Regions from separate parts of the Homo sapiens genome. Here region 2 is linked to region 1. Evidence: chromatin loops called from intact Hi-C (ENCODE). Cell type or tissue: mammary epithelial cell. All regions are shown on one strand. Links, peaks and the distances in the headings refer to the core of each region. The heading gives the core; the rest is flanking DNA. Region 1 overlaps LOC124904265 (a long non-coding RNA gene). Region 2 holds the start of LOC124904260 (a long non-coding RNA gene).

Evidence for each region. Hi-C counts contacts between places; a loop is a spot of excess contacts. Peaks named below come from ENCODE experiments on the same cell type or tissue, not always from the same donor. Only the 100,000 strongest peaks of a DNase experiment are listed, where the experiment ranks them.
Region 2: a loop joins it to region 1, with 2.2 times the contacts of the local background. A loop is called at or near these places in 45 of 110 quality-filtered maps.

What each region holds. Positions count from the first base shown.
Region 1 is chr18:22,546,250-22,556,682 of GRCh38, reverse strand. The region is part of intron 2 of LOC124904265 (a long non-coding RNA gene); the gene reads right to left. Among named protein-coding and RNA genes, the nearest start is that of CTAGE1, 130 kb to the right of the region's middle. In mammary epithelial cell, for the core only: no CTCF peak of the experiment used is centred there; DNase peaks (open chromatin) are centred at 4,682 and 6,132; H3K27ac peaks cover 2,443 bases.
Region 2 is chr18:22,469,104-22,479,536 of GRCh38, reverse strand. LOC124904260 (a long non-coding RNA gene) reads left to right here and starts at 3,767. Exons shown (of 3, transcript XR_007066305.1): 1 at 3,767-10,433. RefSeq lists a silencer at 8,637-8,931 and an enhancer at 6,596-9,856. In mammary epithelial cell, for the core only: no CTCF peak of the experiment used is centred there; no DNase peak of the experiment used is centred there.

The sequences.
Region 1 (10,433 bases), core at 3,588-8,587:
CAGTGATGGCTAGGTATTTTCCCAGAGGACCAAAGAGCAGGATATGTATGTCTGGTTTCTGCCTCTGACACCTCCAGGCCTAGGGATGGATTCCCAGTGATCTCCTTCCATCAAAGGGCTTGATCCCAGGAAAGGCGAGTGAAGATGAAACTTCAGCTCTTTGTCTGCCTTTGGGATAAAGCTATGTGAAACTGTCAAAGCAAATATCATGTTTCCCTGGAAAACCATAAATTCCTTTGGCTCTGGGTCCAGGAGGTTTGTCATGTGGTTAGAGGAAAGATGAGTATGTTGATCACAGGTCATCAGCTGTAAGGTTCTGTAGCTCGGGGCCCGGGTCCACAGTGCCAGCTGCTATAATACCAGGTATAATGTTGGGTTCAAGTAATGCTTAGTAAATACTCTTTAATTACAGCTCAAGATGAAGACAGTGAAACAGCTTGCTGTTTGTTATGTACCTGGCAACTGATGTGTATCATCAGATCAAATAGAGGTGTTGATAAATTTTGTCAAGGGGACTGTAAATTTTAAAAATGGAATAATCATAAATGCTCTTGTGATAGAATATACCTGAAAATCTTCAGAAGGAAATGGAAGATTATGAAATATTTATTTATTTGTTTGTTTTCTGGCTAGTTGGTTGATTTTTGCCAGATTCTTTATATATTAAAGTAGCATTAACATTAAATTCATGCTACAAAATCAGATAGAAAAGAAAGAAATTACCATGAGTAAACATTTTTTTTCTCTTTTATAGTTTTGTAAACAGGGGCTGTGGATGCTTAAATAATGCTTTTCAAAGCTCCATCTTTCTTACTGTGCTTTGGTCAGAAAGAAAAAAAATACATGAGAAAAGCTATTTTGATCACCCATAGTACAGCAGTTGCTGTATCTTGTTAGCCTTTTTGTGGCATATTTAGCATTCTAAATTTCTAACAGTTATTTCACCCATATCATTTAACAAGCACTTCTTCATGTTATAATAAACCCTTTATGAATATAAATTTTAATGTGTACAGACTGTACTATCATGTAGATTTGCAACACTTACTTAACCACTCACATATTATTGGTTATTTGGGTTATTTTATTTTAAAATAAGAATTTTCCAAAGGTTCCCTTAGGAATAGAGTCCCATCAGTTTTAAAGTTATGGCAATATTTAATGTACATAGGGTAATATTTAATCATAAAGTATTGTTTTGGTGAAAATTAAAAGAGCCAGAAGTTTTATGTTAAATTTTTTTTAATATTGGCATAATACTAAAAGCAATCAACCAGCTTCATTGAGCTCCCAATTTCAGAGAAAAACTGGCCTCTTCAAGTAAAGATTCCTTGTTCTTAGAGGGGAGGAGCTGATAATTAAGTAATCACAAGAAACAATGCATGGCAAGGGAACTCGCCCAGTGTAGACCAGAAAATGTCCTCCGGAGAATGTGGCATTTAAACCAGGACTCCTCAGGACAAGGAGGCTTTGAAAGCCCCAGCTATCCTGGCATGCTCAAATACTTTGGGGGGATAGCAGTGGATAAAACCCTTCTGGAAAGTAGTCTGCTAATATCTAAGAAGGGTTTTAAATATTTTCTTATCTTTTTAAAAAATGTAAATATTCAGAAGTAACCAGAAAAGGTGAAAGAAGTCAATGCACTAAGGTATTCATCTTAGCACGATTCATCATAGGGAAGAAGGAAACCATTTGTATGTCTAAGCTGAGGGACTGGCCACGACTGTGCCTACACTGGAATGTATGCATCATTAAAAAGTATACTTAGAGTAATGTAAAACTGGTGAGAAGACCGTTCTAGGATCAAAGAGGCATAACAAAAGACAATGCATGAAATAGTTTGAAAATAAACAGCAAAAAGTCATTGGGGGACAATTTAAAAAATTTAAATATCAACTGGATATTAAATGACGTTAGCGAATAATCGTGAATATCCTCTTGCGATAATGATATTATGATTATGTGGGAGGATGTTCTTATTTTTAGGAGATGCATATTGAAATATTTATAAGTGAAATGCTACGATAATTGCAGTTTACTTTCAAATATTTCAGCAAAAAAACACATATGTATATATGTATGTCTGCTTACCGACTCCCTGGATTTTCTAATTGGAAGTAGTACTGAGGAAGATCCAACACAGGTAATGCATAAGGACACGAAACAGCAAAATCTAAACACATACGCACACACAGAGCAAATATGGCAAAGTATATATAATTATTGACTCTAGGAGGAAAATACATGTGTAGTCATTGCACTTGCCTTTTAACTTTTGTGTGTTTGAAAATCTTCATAACAAAGAAATGCATTATGCAGCATTACCTAGAAAAATTGAAAATCTGCTGTAATGGTTAAGGGATTGTATCAGGATGGTAGATTTATGAGAGATATTTTCTTCTTAATACTTGGATACATTTTCTACAATGAACATAGATCATTTTTATTATCAACAATTAAAGCCACATTCTGTCAAGCACTTACTAGGTTCCATGCTTTGCATGAATTATTCTATTTAATTCTTACAACAACCTTAAGAAGGTAGAATTATTACTGTCTTTTTATAGTTGAGGACACTGATGTTTAAAGAGATCACACTACTTGCCCACTGATATAAGTGGCTATGCCAGGATTTGAACCTAGGCACAAGTGATGCTTTTACAATTCAACAATATCTTGAAAAATATTTTGAAAAATAAAAAAAAATTATCTATATAACTGAAGATTTCACCCCATAGGCAGTGTAACGATATGGATTTAGAAGCCGAAATCACGATTCAAGCCCTGGCTCTGCAGTTTGCAACTTGGGTGGTTGTGTGGTGGGTGTGCAATGCCTGATCTCTCCTCCTTTGGTGTAAATGGGCCAGTGTGCTGTGAATGATAAATTGTCCAACAAAATAAATTGAGATCATTGCTCTGAGGGCCTGATAGTGTAACTGAATATCTGGAAGACCATCACTGTCCAACTTTATGCTTGGCCTTTTACATCTTATTTTAGAGTTTGATTCCGTTGTACTGAAAACATCTTTGGGTGACATCTTTTGTTTTGTCTTGCTTTTTGCTTTTTCTAGAATTGTAAAGGATAAGAATAGAAAATTGTCCTTCATTTGTTGATAAACCCTGGTTGAGATAATCTGCCCTTCTCATTGGTGGCATAGCTGACAACCTAGGAGTGTGTCTAAAGGATGGCTTCCCTCAAAGACAGAGACCAAAAAGTTGTATCAAGATACAAGGCAGATCTATAAAGAGTGGGCTTCCATATCTCACTTTGAAAACCTGAACACCATATCCCTCATTTTCAACATTTGCATCTAGACTCAGGCTAAACAGTAGAAACTACAATGAATTGTTGCTAACTGATGAATGGGTGTTGAGAAAACTTACTCTACTTGTGTAATTTCCTGTCACCAGCATGAAACGGTCAAGAAATTGCCATTGTTGTGAAAACTTCAACTAAATAATTCAGAGATACAGAAAACTGGCACAAGAATGTTATTTCTCCATTTGGACAGAAAAATCTCTGAACTTTCTGAAGTTCACCCATCATTGTTGTAAAACTCTAAAGATCAAGTTTACTTTGGAAGTTCTGCTACAACCTCGAGTATCATGTTAGCCATAGCATGGCAGCTGGGAAAACGGAAAAGAGCAATCCACTATTTCCAAGTACACACCTCTATTATTTTAAAGCTCACAGTGTTTGTTTTACTAATTTGGAGAGAAGAAAAGATCACAGATTATTTCTCAGGTTAGTGTTTAACATTTTGCTTTTCCAAATCAACCTTCCTATTATCAATGCCATTACTGAAGAGCATGGATATAATAAACTCATATCATGAATGTGAATAAATAACATGAGCTAGACAATCTTTGACTAGGGTTGACCATCCTCAATCCTTTCAAAGTTTGTCTATTTGTTTTTTGTTACTGATGTAAGCAATGACAAAAACTTAACCTTTTTTGTTGAAAGAAAAAGAAAGAGAGAAAGCAAGCTAAGATCCCCCGTGGGAATGCATATGGAGTCAGTTCATGTGTAGAGAGCTACATAGTCCCATCATCTCATTGGGACACCACGAAGTAGTGCGACCAAGAAAACAGCTGTCTTCCCTTTGTGTGATGAAAACATCACACAAAAGTGACACAGGGCCCTTGGAAGGTTAAGGTTGTATCACTAGGGACACCAGAAGGCAGTGACTGGCAACAGTAAATAATGGCTCACGATTAATGGTTGGAAACCTACTGATAAGACCATTGGATACCAAAACATCAGAGGAATGTTGGCTCCAGTTGGTTTAATCCTGCAGACCATTATAATCTGAGCACATTGTAAGGCTTATTTGCACTGTTTCTCTTATCTCTTTTTCTTGAAGATTTAAATTAAATTTATATCCTTAGCTTAACAGCTCAATTTCTTTTTTAAATTTTTTGCTCAGTCAAGAAGTATATATTAAGTAATAACTATAATACTAAACTAAGTGTGGTGAGGAACACAAAGAAATACATCTTATTATATAGTTCTCAAGGAACTTAGAGTTGAGTTGGTAGGGTCAGAGAAACAAGAAGCAATGATTAGTATGCGGTTAGATTAGTCAGGGAAGGCTATGGAAAGGCAACTAATGAATCCTGTTCACTGACTCATTTCATTTATCCATTTGCTGTGAAACACTTCCTGAATTCCAAAGAGTGGCAAGTGATTATGCTGGTGAGGAATGCCCATTCTTACCAGAACTTCGCTAAGGTAACAGAACCTCACTAACTATGTGGAAACCACCTAATCCACCCTTTGCATGTGGGTCGGTAGTTTTTCTTTTTCTGTATTTAAAAAATTTCCATTTCCACAGACTTAAAGGTAGTTGTGGAATGTGGCTTTCCTTTTCAGCAAATCCAATGCCAGCATTGTTCTCTCGGGCCAGCATTTATCAAGTTTTGATATTTTAGTTTAGTGGTGACCATTATATTTATTTTCATAGTGAGAAATCTAAGTCATTTTGGGCACTGGTTCAAGGTTACACGATGAAGGTTACATCATGGACTCTTTCCCTGAACTCACTAACAAACTGGAACTATAATTCATGAGCAGTGGTTCAGCCAGGAGGTGAGATGGGGCCAATGTCACACCATGACTGTTGAGAGGACTTACCTAACAGATGGCAACCTTTTGACAATGACTGTATTTCCTAATTTCTAGAAATGGAATTCTAGGCAACTTACTTTTCTTTTCTTGCTTGAAATATTATACTGAGTGATCAAGAGCACTGGGATTGTCAGGGTCACCAGTGTCCTCCATTGATAAATCCAGAGGTCAGTCTCAGGCCTCATCTTAGTTGAATTCTCTGAACAGTTGCTCTACTTGATCAATCTGTTTCCTCTAAAGCCCTTTCTTTACTTGACCTCTGGGTCATCACACTCACTTGGCTTTCCTCCTGCCTCACTGGCTGTTCTTGTTTTCCTTTACTGGTTCTTCTTTATCTTCTCAATCACCTAACATTGAAGGCCAAACCAAGTTCCTCATCCTTTCTTCAAATCTGTTTGTGATCCACCTCAAGAAATGGCAACTCTTGCTTCCAGATGTTCTGGCTAAAACACTTAGAGTCATCTTTGACTCCTCTTTTTCTCTTACACACCACATCCCATCTGTCAGGAAATTTTGTTGGTGCTTCCTTTGAAATATATCTGGAATATGTCCCCTCTTATTACCTCCACTGCTTCTACCCTGGCCAGACCACCATGATTCCTTCCAGGATGATTGCAATAGCTGTATCCCTGCTTCTTCCCTTGTACTTCTAAAGTCTACCCATAACACGGATCCTTTAAACTTATGTCATCTCATGTCACTTCTCTGCACAAAACTCTCCAATAGTCCCCATCTCACTCAGGGTAAGAGACGAAAGTCTTTACAATGACTTCCAAGGCCTTCCATGACCTGGCCCCTATAACTTCTCTGATTTGATCTCCTTCTATGAAATGAGATACCCACTTTTCCTACACCCAGGAGTTCCTATAGGAGAGGAAGGAACATTCCTTTGACACATTTGTTCAACAGGTGTTTTCTGAGCAGCTCTTCTGTCCCAGGCACTGTGCTGAGGTTGTGCAGTGAACAAGATCACTCTGCCCTGACTCACGGTGCTTGCAGCAAATAATGGGGGCGTCTCAACAGTGATGAGGCAAGTCCTGGTTTCTAGTTATGTTATTTCTCTTAGGGAGGGGATGAGCAAGGTTTGGAGAAAGAAGGGAGGTTTCCCCAGTCATGTCATAGAGGAATGGGGTTAAGTTTTAAGGTTTCAACCTCTAATCTGGAGCCTTCTGAAACTTATAGAGCCTTCTGTGTTCTAAGATCCCAAGAACATAGGAGCAGAAACACTTTTCCAAATTGGCTTAAACACTCTCTCTTCCAGGATTTCTCTGTGACTCTGATTAAGAGAGAAAAAGAAGAAAGAGGAGGAAGAAGAGGAAGAGAAAAGTAGGGTAAAGGAAAGGCATTAACCCCCTACCCCGAATTCCAGTCCCCTAATCCAATGTGTTCAGGACATTTTAGCAAAGTTTTCCTAAATACTTTAAATTCATTGTCAGTGGGACTAAATCTAAGACAATTTTGCCGTGGGGACACTTGGCTCACTGTAGAGATATAACGGATCTAGCTCTGAAGGGACTTCACCAGTTTGCTGAGCATAAAAAACTAATTATGGGGCCTGATTAAGAAAAGTAGACATGTATGGCTTATTAACATAAAGTGGAGACTAATAATTGCTGATATGTGACTGATTCTGTGTTAGGTGCTTAACATGTCATGTTATTCCTTTCTCCCACCCTCTCTCCCTCCCTTCCCACATGATTATTGAGTGGTCTGGCACATGTCACTGAAGATACATTGCTGCCAACCCTTGTCCTCAAAGAGTGTGCTCTCAATTGGAAGAGACTGGCAGGTCCATGGGCAAGCCCAGTACGATGACATCCATGTGCTTATGATAGGGAGAGTACAAGGTATCGTGGCAGGACATAAGAGGGACCCCTATTCAGCCTTGTGGGCACAAAGGCTCTGGAGGGGTGATATCTAAATTTGGACCTGAAGCATGAGTAGCAATTAGTCAGATAAGAGGAGAGGAGACAGCAGGAAAAAAGCCAATTTCAGGCAGAGAGAACAACCTCTGCAAAGAACCGAAGATAAGAGCAAGTCAAGAAAGTCCGACGTGGCTAAAGGGAACTAAAGTGCCAGGAGCTGTGGAGACTAAAGATAGGAGGTAGAGTGGTAAGAAAGGAACTGACAAGAGCTTGGCAAGCCAGGGTAAGAAATACCCTGAGGGCACTGGGAAGCCATTTAAGCTGGGGAGAGGACCAAGCCCACTCGCTCTTGCCAAAGATCTTTCTGGAGGGAGTGTGGAGAATAGGCTGGGAGGAGAAGCCAAGGTGAGAGGCAAAGAGACTGCTGCGATGATCTAGGAGGAAATGATGGCACCTGATCTAGGGATGGAGACAGCTAGAAAATTTGAAAGAGTTGCAATCAAAAGGATTTGGCGATTTATTTGAGGTGAGAGTGGTGTTGGAGAAGAAGATATTAGGGAGATGCCTAAGTTTTCTGGCGATGCATGTGGCACCTTAGCTGAGTAGAAAACAGATCTGTGAGGCTGGAGGAAGCAAAGATGATTCTGGTTTTGGACATTTGATTGGAAGAGCCTGAGAATCATGGGAGAGAGTCTATGGATCCAGAGCTCAGGAGAGAAATGTGAGCAGAGAGAAAAATACCTAGAAGTTGTTGGCATAAGGGTGGCGATTAAATTGTGAGATTTATTTTTACAACAATCCTTAAGGCAGATATTACTACCCTTGTTTCCTGAGAAGGAAGCTGGGGTTTGGGAACCATAAGTAACTTGCTCAAAATCAGTCAGGGAGCAGGAGAGCGAAGGCTTTTAATCTGTGCATTTCTACTCTGCAACACTGCTTCTGTGTAAATGCATTTTGGATTTGGCCGTATTGCTTGTATGGAGTAGTTTTCTACCTCTAAGAATTCTGGAAAGCATTCCCTTTTTTTTTTCTTTCTTTCTTTCTTTTTTTTTTTTTTTTTTTTTTACAGGAACTCACATGAAGAAATGTCACTGTTTATAGCTTGAACATTCCTTTTCGGGGGCAAAGACAAAATACATCAACTTTTTAATGGAATTTCTTTTTGCCTGGACAGAATGATGCTTGGTCCTGGAAAGTATTATAAATGTCCTTCCAAGTGAGGCCTGCAGTGATGGCAAGCCTGGGTGTCATACTGACAACTTGCCCCCTTGTGTGTCCCCTCACGCTAGACATCTCACAGGAGTGTTGGCAGAAGCAGACAGCCCATCTCCCTCACTGATAGAGGCTGCCTCCAGGCCTGCTGGCTCCCTGTTCAGCTACCCCTCCTTCTGGGACACCCGCTGATGTCACTTGTCTCCTCTCTACGGGGATTTCCACTTTTTGCCCCACCTGACCCACAAATTCTACCTCCTTTCCTAGTCCACGTAGTGCCATAGTTGAAGGCTTTTCTAGTTTCCCATTCAGAGGGAAGCTGGATGTTTATTGCAGTGACCTCATCCCTCTTGGCGTCCTCCTCCCACCCCCACCCCCCCCCCAGGAACTGCCATTTTCATTTGCATGGCCTCAGGGGTCTTCCACTGTGGCGGACCTGCTTCGTAGCTGACACGAAGGCTCAAGCTCTAACCTCTCACACTTTCTCATATAACAGCTCATCTGCTTGTGGAATACATTTGTTTGTGATTACAGGCCGCATACAATACCACTGCACAGGGCCCATGTGATGGCCCGGCGCCATGAGAAAACACATTAGTAATTTTTTATGACCCTAGTGCAACCATGCAGGATTTCCCTAAAACAGAAAACATGAAGGGATTTTATTGTCTTGCACTATTTAGACATCCCTTATGGCTGATGCGTGTATATTGGAACTAACAGAACACAGGACTTCCCAGACATTTTGAGTTGAGAGGTTTCTGACTTCAGTTAGTGAACACCCCCGGTTTATCTACTCTGGGGGAAGTAAAACGCACAAGGAAATTAAAAACGAAAGGCATCAAGGTCTAGAATATTTTTCTCGGTATAACTAACTTCTGTTCTTAGATGAGTTACTCTTAACAAGTTACTTCTGAGAGTAATGTGAGATGATAAACACTGGAAGAGACTGACCGGTGAATCCCCAGGAATTCTCACTGCTCCTTTTGAAAAACTGTCCATTAGACAAGAGAGGATCTGGCATTCCTATGTTTTCTCTCTTTGTGTCTCTCTCTCTGTCACACACACACTCACACTCACACACATACACACACACACCATCCCGTGGTGATGTCCAAGAAGAAGATAGTAGGCCTTCATTGGGTCTACTTACATGGCCTTAAGAATAAGCATATATAATTCCTACGAGAAACTATTCCATTTTTGGCACTGTTGCTGGTGTTAAACGTCCACCCAGGAGTTTTTTTGACAAACTAGCAGGAGAGAACTCGAGCGATTCTAGCCCTCTCAGAGGAACTACATTGGAATGTTTTACTGCCTATCTATGAAGGACAAACTGACTCTGAATCTGGCTGCTCTGGGAGTGTGTTCCCGAGTGTCCAGGGAATGAATATAAGTCAGCCAAGAGTATGAGAAGGCAGCAGACACCATGGAGAGACAACTTGCCCTAGAAAACAGACCATAGGAAAGGCCTTAGGAAAAATGATGCTGCCTTTTGAATAGATAGCGCTAGTAGTTGGCATGACGGTGCCAACTATTCAAATCACATATAAATTCGGCTGCCTTTTTAAGCTGTATATCAGCCTTCAAAAATATGCATTCCATTCAGTGACAAAGGGTGAGAACCTGGCTGAGCACTTTTGTTTTAAGAGCCATGGGAAAAACATGGGAGACAAAGCAGAATAATAAAGGACAATAATATTTGGTTTTCACGTACAACTATGCTACGGTTATAGTAACAAATTTGCCAAGGTTCAAACAGATTTAACCTCCCTTTAAAAACTAATCTGTTGGTGAGATACTGTGGCAGGAAAAGCTGTTCATGTCATCTTATTCCTAACAGAATGGAAAAGACCGGTTTATATGGTTTTTGCTCCTCCCCCTCACCTGTAGCCTCCACTGGGATTGGGTGTGATTATTGTCTCTTGCTCACAGCTCACAGGGAACATAGGGTGGGCTCACCCTCAAATGTAAAATGATATTGATATGCAACATCAAATGTACCCTTGAAATGAAAGACTGATTTGTGTATTTCCTTTTTAATATTCCGACTCATACATGTTGCCATTTCTACTCACTAGTTACCCTGGAGACTATGTTCTGAATGCTATTATATAAACATTGAAAGATATCTTTATTTAACCAATCAAACATTGGAAGGAAGCACTAGCTCAGTCAATCCTGCCAAGCCATCACAAGGAGATCCTGCTGTAAGAAGGAACTGG
Region 2 (10,433 bases), core at 1,860-6,859, 75 kb after region 1:
GTATAGTTGTTTATAACAACGTTTGATGATCTTTTGTATTTCTGTGGTATCACTTGTAATGTCTTCTTTTTTGTTTCTAGTTTGGTTTATTTGGGTCTTCTCTCTTTTTTCTGATTAATCTAGTTAGGAGTTTATTGATCTTGTTTATCTTTTCAAAAAACTAACTCTTCATTTAACTGATTTTTGATATTGTATTTTAGTCTCTATTTTGTTTAGTTCTGCTCTGATCTGTATTATTTTTGTCCTGCTATTAATTTTGGGTTTGGTTTGTTCTTGCTTTTCTAGTTATTTCAGGTGCATCATTAAATTGTTTATTTGAAATCTTTCTACTTTTTAAATGTAGGAGTTTATTGCTGTGAATCCTGTCTTCACAATGCGTTTGTTGTATCTGATAGGTTTTGGTATGTCATGTTTCTATTTTCATCTGTTCCAGTAATCTTTTTTATTTTCCTCTCAATTTCTTCTTTGACCCATTGGTCATTCAGGAGCATGTTGTTTAATTTCCATGTATTTGTACAGTTTCCAAAGTTCCTCTTGTTATTAATTTCTAGTTTTATTCCATTGTAGTCTGAGAAGATATTTAATTTGATATCAATTTTTAAAAATTTGTTGAGACTTTTCTTGTGTGCTAACATATGGTCTATCCTGGAGAATGTTTCATGTGCTGATAAGAATAATGTATATTCTGTAGCTATTGGATGAAATGTTCTGTAAATATATGTCAGGTCCATTTGGTCTAAAGTGCAGTTTAAATCCAAAGTTTCTGTCTAAATGATTTGCCTAATACTGAGAGTGTGGTATTGAACTCTTCAACTATTTTTATATTGAATTCCATCTCTCCCTTTAGATCTAATAATATTTGCTTTGTATACCTCAGTGCTCTGATGCTGCATGCATGTATGTTTAGAATTGTTACATCCTCTTGCTGAATTGATCCCTTTATCATATAATAACCTTCTTTTACTCTTTTTACTGTTTTTGCCTTAAAGTCTGTTTTAACTGATATAAAGGTAGCTACTCCTGCTCTCTTTTGGTTTCCATTTGCACGGAATATACTTTTCCATCTCTTTACTTTCAGTCTATATATGTCTTTACAGGTGAGACATGTTTCTTTGTAGGCAGCATATAGTTAGGTCATTTAAAAAATTTCACTTAGCCATTCTATATCTTTTAAATGGAAAATTTAATTCACTTACATTCAAAGTTATTATTGATATGTCAGGGTTTATTTTTATCATTTTATTAATTGATTTCTGGTTGTTTTGTATATCCTTTCTTTCTCTCTTACGTTTTATCATTGTCACTTGGTAGTTTTCTGTGGTTATAACATTTGCATCCTTTCTATTCCTTACTTGTGTGTTTGCTCTACCAGTGGGTTTTATATTAACGCTTTTGTGTGTTTTTATGGTAGTAGATATCGTCCTTTCACTCCCAGGAATAGGACTCCCTTAGGCATTTCTTGTGGGATTAATCTAGTGGCGGTGAATTCCCTCAGCTTTTGTTTACCTGGGAAAGACTTCATTTCCCCTTCACTTATGAAGTATAACTTTGTATTTGGATGTCTAAATGTCTTAGTAGACTTGGGAAGTTTTCAGCTGTTGTTTCATTAAATAAGCTTTATATTCTTTTGGTTTTTTTCTTTCTTTCTGGCAATCAAATATTTGCATTTTTGCTGTCCAAATACAGGAAGCTCAGAGATCCCTAAACAGATGCAATTTTAAAAGATCTTCTCCATGGCATATTGTAGTCAAAATGTGAAAATTCAAAGACAAACAGAAAATGCTAAAAACAGCAAGAGAAAAGCATCTAGTCACTTACAAGTGAACCCCCATCAGACTAACAGTGGATTTCTCAGAAGAAACCTTAAATGCCAGGAGAGCATGGGATGATATATTCAAAGTGCTGAAAACAAACCTGCCAGATAAGGATACTATACACAGTAAAGTTATCTCTTCAGGCCTCCCAGTGATACATGCAGGTGTTGGTTGTAGTAGGAAGGGGTGGGGTGATCCCCAGGCCCCTAGTGGAATGTTCAGGTGGGGGTGGCAGTGACTGTGTGGCATCCCCACTGCTGGAGAGGGCAGGGTTGTTTTCAGTGGCAGCAGCCACAGGCAGGCAGCTGGGATGCATGAACTTCAGCCCCAGGTGGTGGCTTTGGGTGGAACAGCCTGTCTGTAGAGCACTTGCCTATGTGTAGCAGTCTCGCTACTGTGAGTGGTCATGCAATGACCCCAATGGAGGCAGCCAGCAATGATGGCAGCTACCTATGGGATGTCAATGGGGCTCCAGGGATGTGAAGATGAAGGGGCTGTTGAGCCCCAAGGCAGGATGCAGTTTGGCAGTGGCTGAGCTCTCAAAATGGCACCATGCTGAAGCTGCTTAGGACTTGAGGTGTGCAGGGGGCCCAATGTGAGCTCCATCTCTGGCGCAATGCCACTGTGCAGTTTCCAGGCAGCTCTCTAGGTTTGTCTCAGGGCATGGGAGAGTCGAGGGGCTCTTCCATGGCTCGGAATGCAGGAGCTCAGAGTGGGAATGTGGAGTGTTGGGTGTTGGGGATCACTTACTTACCTTTTACCTGCATTGAGAAGCCTCTTCTGGTTCCCAGCTGATCCCAGCTGAGCAAGCTGCCTGGCTTCCTTCTCCTTCCTTTTTTTTTTTTTTTTTTTTTAGCCCCTCTTTCCTTGCCTTAGATGTTTCCTGACACTTTTCTGTTGAATTCCAGTTTTATCTCTTAGATGATCTATTCAAAGTGTGATTATCTACTTGCAATTTTGGTTCTTCTTTGTGGAAGTGATGAGTACCAGAACCTTTAGTCAGCCGTCTTAACCCCCCTCCCAACAATCGGGTTTTTATCTGCTCTGAATATGACATTCAAATGCTAGCTCTCCTCTTACTAACTCAAATCTCTTTGTCACTACAAAGCAACCAGTTTCCAGTTTTATCCAAGGTTTCTTCTGGTGGCAAAGACTGCTTTGTGTTCACCAGAACCCATTTCCCCTTCTTCCTGGGCCCACAGCTACACTGCCTCCCTTTCAGTTCGGTGTGGCCATGAGACTGAGTTCTGGCCGATAACATAGGAGTGGAAGTGAGGAACATCCTTTCCAGGCCTGGCCCATAAAAAGCTCCCATTGAAAACTCACCATTCGCTCTCTTCCTATGTCTTCCTGCAGGTTGCTGACATCTAGGATGACTTGGGAAGTTACACGTTGAGTACAGAAGAGCCTTTCTCAGCCCAGGTTCCTGAATGTTATGTGTGAAGCAGAGCACTCCTGCTCTCATAACCAATTAGTGACTGGACAAGAAATAAACTTCTCTTGTCTTAAGCCTTAGAAATTTTGGATTTGTTAACACTTCGAATTGCCTTAACTTTTATGACATGCCACACATTTTCCATGCTCTGAACAGTGAAAGACTCATAGAATGTAGTGTTTAACATGATCTCTTTGTGAAGTGATCATCAATGTAGGATTCCTCCAAAGAAGAAACAATGACAACTCATCCCATCCTCACTGATCCTTTTATTGCTTTTATTGTGTGAACCTAGGATAAAAAATTATTATTATTTTTTTCGATAGGTTCTTGCTTTGTCCCCCAGGCTGGAGTGCAGTGGCGTGACTGTGATTCACTGGAATGTCTACCTGCCAGGTTCAAGTGACCCTCCCACCTCAGCCTCCTGAGTAGCTGGGACCACAGGGGTGTGCCACTATGCCTGACTAATTTTTGTATTTTTTTGTAGAAATGAAGTTTCACCATGTTGCCCGGGGTCTTTAACTCCTGAGTGATCTGCCTGCCTCAGCCTCCCAAAGTGCTGGGATTGCAGGCCTGAGCCACTGTGCCTAACCTATCTTCTAAGTACACACCTACTAATTGCTGCAAAGATACTTACTTTCATTCTAAGTGTGGATTTGGCAAAGAGCCAGATCGTAAATATTTTAGGCTTTGTGATCCACATATAGCTTCCGTCACCTATTCTCCTTTGTTTGTTGTTGTTGTTTTTTAAACAAAACTTTACAAGTATAAGAACCGTCCTTAACTCATATGCCTTACAAAAATGGGCTGCAGGCTAGATTTGGCCCACGGGTCATGGTTTGTACCTTACAAAGTAGGCAACAGGCCATATTTGGCACAAAGGACCCCTATACTGTGAGATCAAACAACCTCATACTCCAATGCCTTTGTAGGCCTCTTCTAAATAGTGCATATTCCATAATGTATTGCAAATGAAGCTTCTCAGGCCCACATGTTCCATTGGCGGAACAGCTCCTCCAGCACAGGAATTCTTGCTCACTCCTCTTTCCTCAGGGCCACAGCACAGAGAGAATACTCTTGAGGGATTTTGGTAAGTGAGTCAATACTCAAAGTGTGTGTGTTCTAGAAGGTATTATTTCTAATATTTCAGAACTTGGGTGTCACAAAGGTGGCCGTTTTGGGAAACATATACTATCTACTGAATTACTTTCTCTAGCCAGTTCCTCAGAGGGGATGGACTGTGTATATTAAGATAGGGGAGAACGGGAGTAGAAGGAGAACAGGCTTTGAAGTCAAAAGACCCCAATTTAAATCCTAGTCCCACCATTTGCAAGGCATGTGTTGTTGGAATACCTTGGCTGAGAGTCTTTCTGGGCTTCCATTTCCTCATCGGAATAAAGAGGGTCATTTACTACACATAACAGCTCTATCTCAAGGGCCAAAACAATGTTTGCCATATAATAGGTGTTCGGAAGATAGCAGTGACGGTAAATGTATTAACCCTAGAGACTCCTGCCGCAAGATCAAGGAGATTCCAAGAGACCCCAGAAATGCAGCCTTTGAGCCAATATCTTACTAATTGTCATCAGGCTTGGGCTAGAGCAATGGGTCTCAACCAAGGGTAATCTTTCACCCCACAGGGCATGTGGCAATATCTGGAGACAGTCATTTTGTTTGGAAGGGGTGATGCTATTATCTGGTGGGTAGGGGCCAGGGAAATTGCTAAACATCCTACATGGCACAGGACAGCCCCACACAACAGAGAATATTCCCATCCAAAATGCCAATAGCACGTAGGTTGAAAAACTCTGGAGTGGATGAATGAGTTCTCTCATTTGCCCATAATGGGAAAGATTCCCAGAGCCTCCCACAGGGATCTGCGGGGTCCCCTGGGCATGTCACAGCCCAGGAAAGTCTTACCTTGAACAACTCTGATCTTGGCCATCCAGTAGGAAAATCCAGTGTAGGTACCATCCGAGGAAGGGGTCAGCTCTGGGTACCAGAAAAGTGGAATGTCTTGAAGGAGAGATGGAGGCAAAGGTCATCACCGTGTCATCAGATTATCTAGAGCAGAGTAGAGATCTTGTACTAAAGAAAACCATCATTAAGCCCAAATCATAGATACTGGAAGAGGAAAGGCTTGGTCAGAAGTGGTGACCAGGTTTTGCTCTGTCATATACTTTTACCTCCTCTTCAGGGAATGATAAATGATAATGTGGCCTTCTACTTTTGTCTTTGCAAAAATTAAAAATGAATGTTTAATGAGCTACTGCTTTCTGCTAGACCTCTAACCTTCAGGGATGGTTTTCAGCCTGAGCATCTCAGCTTTCCACTTCACTGGGCTCCAGACTCCTCATGGGGAGTGTCTTTTTTCTCTATAGGAAGAATCCTGATGTTGGAAAATCTCTGCAGGGATCTGGCACCTGGTTTAGGACAACAACAAAAAGATCTCTAAAATTCAACCAACAAAGGTCCAAAGGAACTAGGTTGGAACTTCTGTTCCTGAGTAAATCTTTAAAATTTTGGTAGAGATAAATGTGGAATAATGTAAATAAAGCCACCTTTCATTCATTTTCTAGAGATTAATTAAGCACCTGTCAATGCCAAGCAAGTAAGTACAGAGAGTACAGAAATAAAGACAAACGAGTGAAAGAATGCCTTGGTTTGCAAGGATGACACATGAACAGACAATTACAATTCAGGGCTATGGGTGTCGAGTGGGGGTGCACTTACATCAGGTCGCTGGTCAGAGAGTGAGAGGAGGGGCTTGGAGACTTTCCAGAGTAAAGGAAAACTGAGCTGAATCCTGTGTTTTTCTCCCCTCTTCTTTCATTTCCCTTTTTCTAGATGTCTCAATATTGGCTCCATTCACTGGGAAAATGTGTACATACCTCCAACTTCTCTCAAAGGAGTTCCTTACACTTAAAAGAAGGAAGGAAAGAAGGAAACCTATGGCAGACCCTGTTGGGTCCCTGCCTACATCAGGGTCCCTTGGCCCCTACCGTTGCCATACTGGTGACCCTCACCACCAGCAACTGCAGGTCTCCACACTGGGGACTTTTTTGGTTAAGGGATCTGCTGAGCCTGCAGATAGGGCAGGGCAGGCAATGCCTGGGGGTTGATGTCCCTGGACTAACCCTGAGCCAAAGGTGAAGAAGACTTCATGTTTCAATGTCCTGGCTTCCTTGCCACTAGGGAGGGAGAGCTCTAGATGCATCCTACACCATCTCCCAGATGTCCCCAGTGGGATGGCGCCTCAGCTGCTCACAGCAGTAACCTACACTGCTATACCATGGTAGCGTACCACACCCTACATTAGCTTCCCTCCTCACCACCTGGCTGGTGCTCCCACTCAAATCCCAGCCTAAGAATCTGCTTTCGGAGAGCCCAGATGAAGGCAAAGCAAGTGCTGAGTAAATACACTTGCTCATCCAGGGTTTAACCAGTGTGTGCACCTTTGGTAAGACTGTTCACATGTCATAGGAAATAGATTTTTGGCCTTCAAGTAAACCCATGCAGTTGCAAATGGCTTGAAGACTTAGGGGGCTATCCTGAAATAAGGTCACTGACATGCCCAGGTGCCGGGAAGCTCCTCTGGGGCCAGAGGCACTGATGTGCAGGTTGTGGGGGCCTATTCACAGTGCTCTGCTGGACATTTCCCAGCTGAGGCAGACCCAGGCAGAAACTGTCCCAGAGACCCAATTGATCTGCTGGGGCATCGCGGCTGGCACTTCATAATCCAGCATCACAGCATATGATTCGGATATGACCCACCACAGTAGGTACAATTTTCATTTCCTTCCTCATGTCCCCACTGGCAGTCCAAAAGTCATTTATGGCTAGTTTCAAAATCCATGATATTTTTGCAAATGTTTATGTGCATAATGTGTGTGTCTATGTATGGTGCTTTATGATCTAATGATGCTTTAATTAAGTTGATATTCAAATAAGCTTGAATTCTCAGAGCTCCCTGGAGATGCAGCTTATGGAATAGCAGATGATGGGGAAGGATAGTCCATGATTAAAACATCACATGGGATAAATGCCAAAGCAAAGGTCCCACCCCAGGAGAGTTATGAATTGACTGCACCGCTTCTCATCTCCACCCCCTCAATCATTGCTGATGGGCAGAGGGAAACCATTTTCTGCCATCTGGTTTTTGCAAAAGTCAGGCAGTAAGCTCCTTGGGACAAGGATCTTATCTTGTATAGTTCAACAATGAGCACATGGCTGTGTACACTCCAAAAGCCCTATTAGTACTGAATGCAATCATAAAAATAGCCCAACCGTGGACCTTCGATAACGTCCCTGCCGTCGGCTCAAACCTGAGTCACTGTGTCTGAAGGGCACTGGGTTCCCCAGGCTGATGCCTTATGACTTACAAATAAGCAGCACATCAGCTGATAAAGTGACTGGGCCATTATAAAAATCATACAGTAGTTCCTAGGATGCCAGAAAAACAGCCGTTAAACAACAACTTATTTTTCCCTTGGTGTTTGATTTTGGCAATGTGTTCTTTTCAAATGAGAACTATGCCAAACATCTTGTATGAACCCTTCTAGTCAGCAAGTATGTGAATGACCTCTCTATGGCATGCCAGAAGCAGGGCCAGGAGAGGGGAAAGGAAGAGTTGTGGCTGAAGCATGCTGGGCTCAGAACCCTTGCTCTGCAGGCGGAAGCCACCTCAGAGCAGCATCCAGAAGCTGGGCATGAACGGAACAGCTCACAGTGCACAGCAAGGTGTCACAGCCCTTCTAGGCTCACTTGTACAGGCCCCCTCGTACAGATCTCTGTGATTTTCAGGGTTGGCAGCCACTGATGTTTGCTCCCCGAGGAAAAGTGCACCAACTTTAGGTGAATGCCTCATTGTTTGGGGATCTGGAACTGAATTCTCCTGCAGGACTAGCTATGAAATCACTAGAGGACAACAGGAGAAAGCTCATGTAGTGCAGCTTGTGTTGGTGTGGAAATGGACAGATATGCATGCCATCCTGGGCACATGTGTCCATGCCATGTGGGAATGGTCAGGGGATGAACACAGCAGTCTGGGGCTAGAGGCAGACCTGGCACCAGGATTTCCTGAGGAAGAAGTCCCCCTCCTGAGTACGTAACTTCTTTTCCCAGGCTCTCAGAAGTAGCAACACGCTGATGCCCTGCAGCCTTTCTGGGTAGTAAGCAGGGCACGTGGATGCTGGAAGCTGAGCTCTGTGCTGGGCCAGCCTGAGGGCAGTGAGAGAAAAATCCCTGCAGGAAAGTCATTCCCCAAAACAAGCCCATCCCAGTTCCCAGCCAGCTTCTGGGGCTCCAGCCCTCAGCGCCAACTCCATGTTCATATCTGATGGCAGGGAAATCATCTTTCTTAATTCCCAGGGCAAATTGTTCCTAGGAAAGAGCAGAATCTCAGGAGGAAATCACATCATCCGCGAAGGGAGAGCCAGTTCCTTTGTACTATTTTTCAGGGCTGCCTTTGGAGCCAATAATCTGTCATTCCTTGAATAAACAAGCACCTTATCATATCACAAACATTTATTTAACCCTTTTCTCCTGCACTTTTACCAGCAGGGAGAAGGAAAGCAGTTACCAGGGCAGCCAGAGCCCGTGGCAGAAATGCCAAATTCCCTGAACATTACACTCAATCTGTAAAGTGTCAGCCGGCCCTTTTCTGTGCCTCCATAAAGAACCAGTCACCCAGATTCAAGTATCACATTCCGGCCTCCCACTTCCACATCGTCCCTGCCCCAGCCTCAGCCCCATCTCCATTAATACCCCACGGCCTTTTGCAGACGGGCCCTTAATTCTGTCCAGTGGAGTCTGGGCTAATTTGTTAGTTTTTTTTAGGGGCTGATGGGGGGAATAGAAGGGGGTGGAGGGAAAGGCAAAAGAGTGTTTACATTTCTCCTTTTAATGACAATACACTTGACAGAGCTGTGAGTCCCAGCATTTTGAAATGTGTGTGTGTGTGTGTGTGTGTGTGTGATTTTTTTAAAAAAGGCATATTCTTTGACTCTGACATCACAGGAAAATGGAATGAGCAAAGTATGTAAATTTCTCCAAGCTCTCACAATCTCCATTTTCTCTCGGTGGATGGATTTTGTTTTTCTTTTCTGGTGTTGCTCCCACACAATGGGGCCAAATCTTGTTCAGGACAAAGAAACATATAAATAGAATATGCATGTGGTATGCACGGGAACTCTTGGAGACCAGAGAGAGACTGTTTGGACGGGCGTCTGAGGGCTGCTGGGGGAACCTTGGGGTCTTGGCCTGAAGAGCTTGACAGGCAGTGTCTGTCCCCAAAGTGACAAGTCACAAATTTCAAAATCATTCTTATTCTCTGGGAAACACTAAGAAACCCTGGAATGGGTACAAATTTAAAATGAGAATGTGAAATATCTTTGTGTGAGTGCATCAGATGTAAGATGTCAGTCTGCCTAAGATATTGGATGTGTTTTACAGAGCTGATGGGGTGGGTTTTCTTTTTGATTCACCACGAACAATGCTAAGTCCCGTGCAGCATGTCACCCTCTGCATCTGCATCATCTCAGTGACATCCAGGTACTCGCTGAAGCTTATATCTTTCCTGTATTATGGATTTGCAGTTGTTTCCGTGTCAATCATCCTCCAACCAAACTCTCCCCTCTTAAAAACTGCATACTATAGCTCTAGCCAAAAAGACTTATCAGCGCAAGTTTGAGCAAACTAATGTGTGCAGACCCTGAGTGGTTATTTTTGTTTCCAAGTCTGGACATAGAATCACTTGTTCAATTTCCTGCTGGGTTATATCAAGTGGTTTTAACATGTAAATCTCTGATAAGGAAACTGACTAATTTATGTAGATTACCTATCTGAATTGCTGTCAGGATTGCCTTAATTTTTTCTGCTTCCTTTACTTCTCCACTTTTTTCTCAGTTATCATTATTACCATTACCAGGACTATCAAGTACAACCTTATTCAGTATATGTTTAGAAAATGTTCTTACTAAAACTTAAAAAAAAAAAAAAACAAACCAAAACAAACAAAAACCCTCTGCATTCCTGAAGTGTGTGTGGGAGTTCTGTTGGTTTGGATGTCTGTGCTTTACAACCCGAATTCAAAATATATAGCCTCTCAGACTCCGTCACGTCCTTGACAATCAATCAGAAGATTGTTATTTGTTTTAATAAAAAAATTTTTTAAATGAGAAATG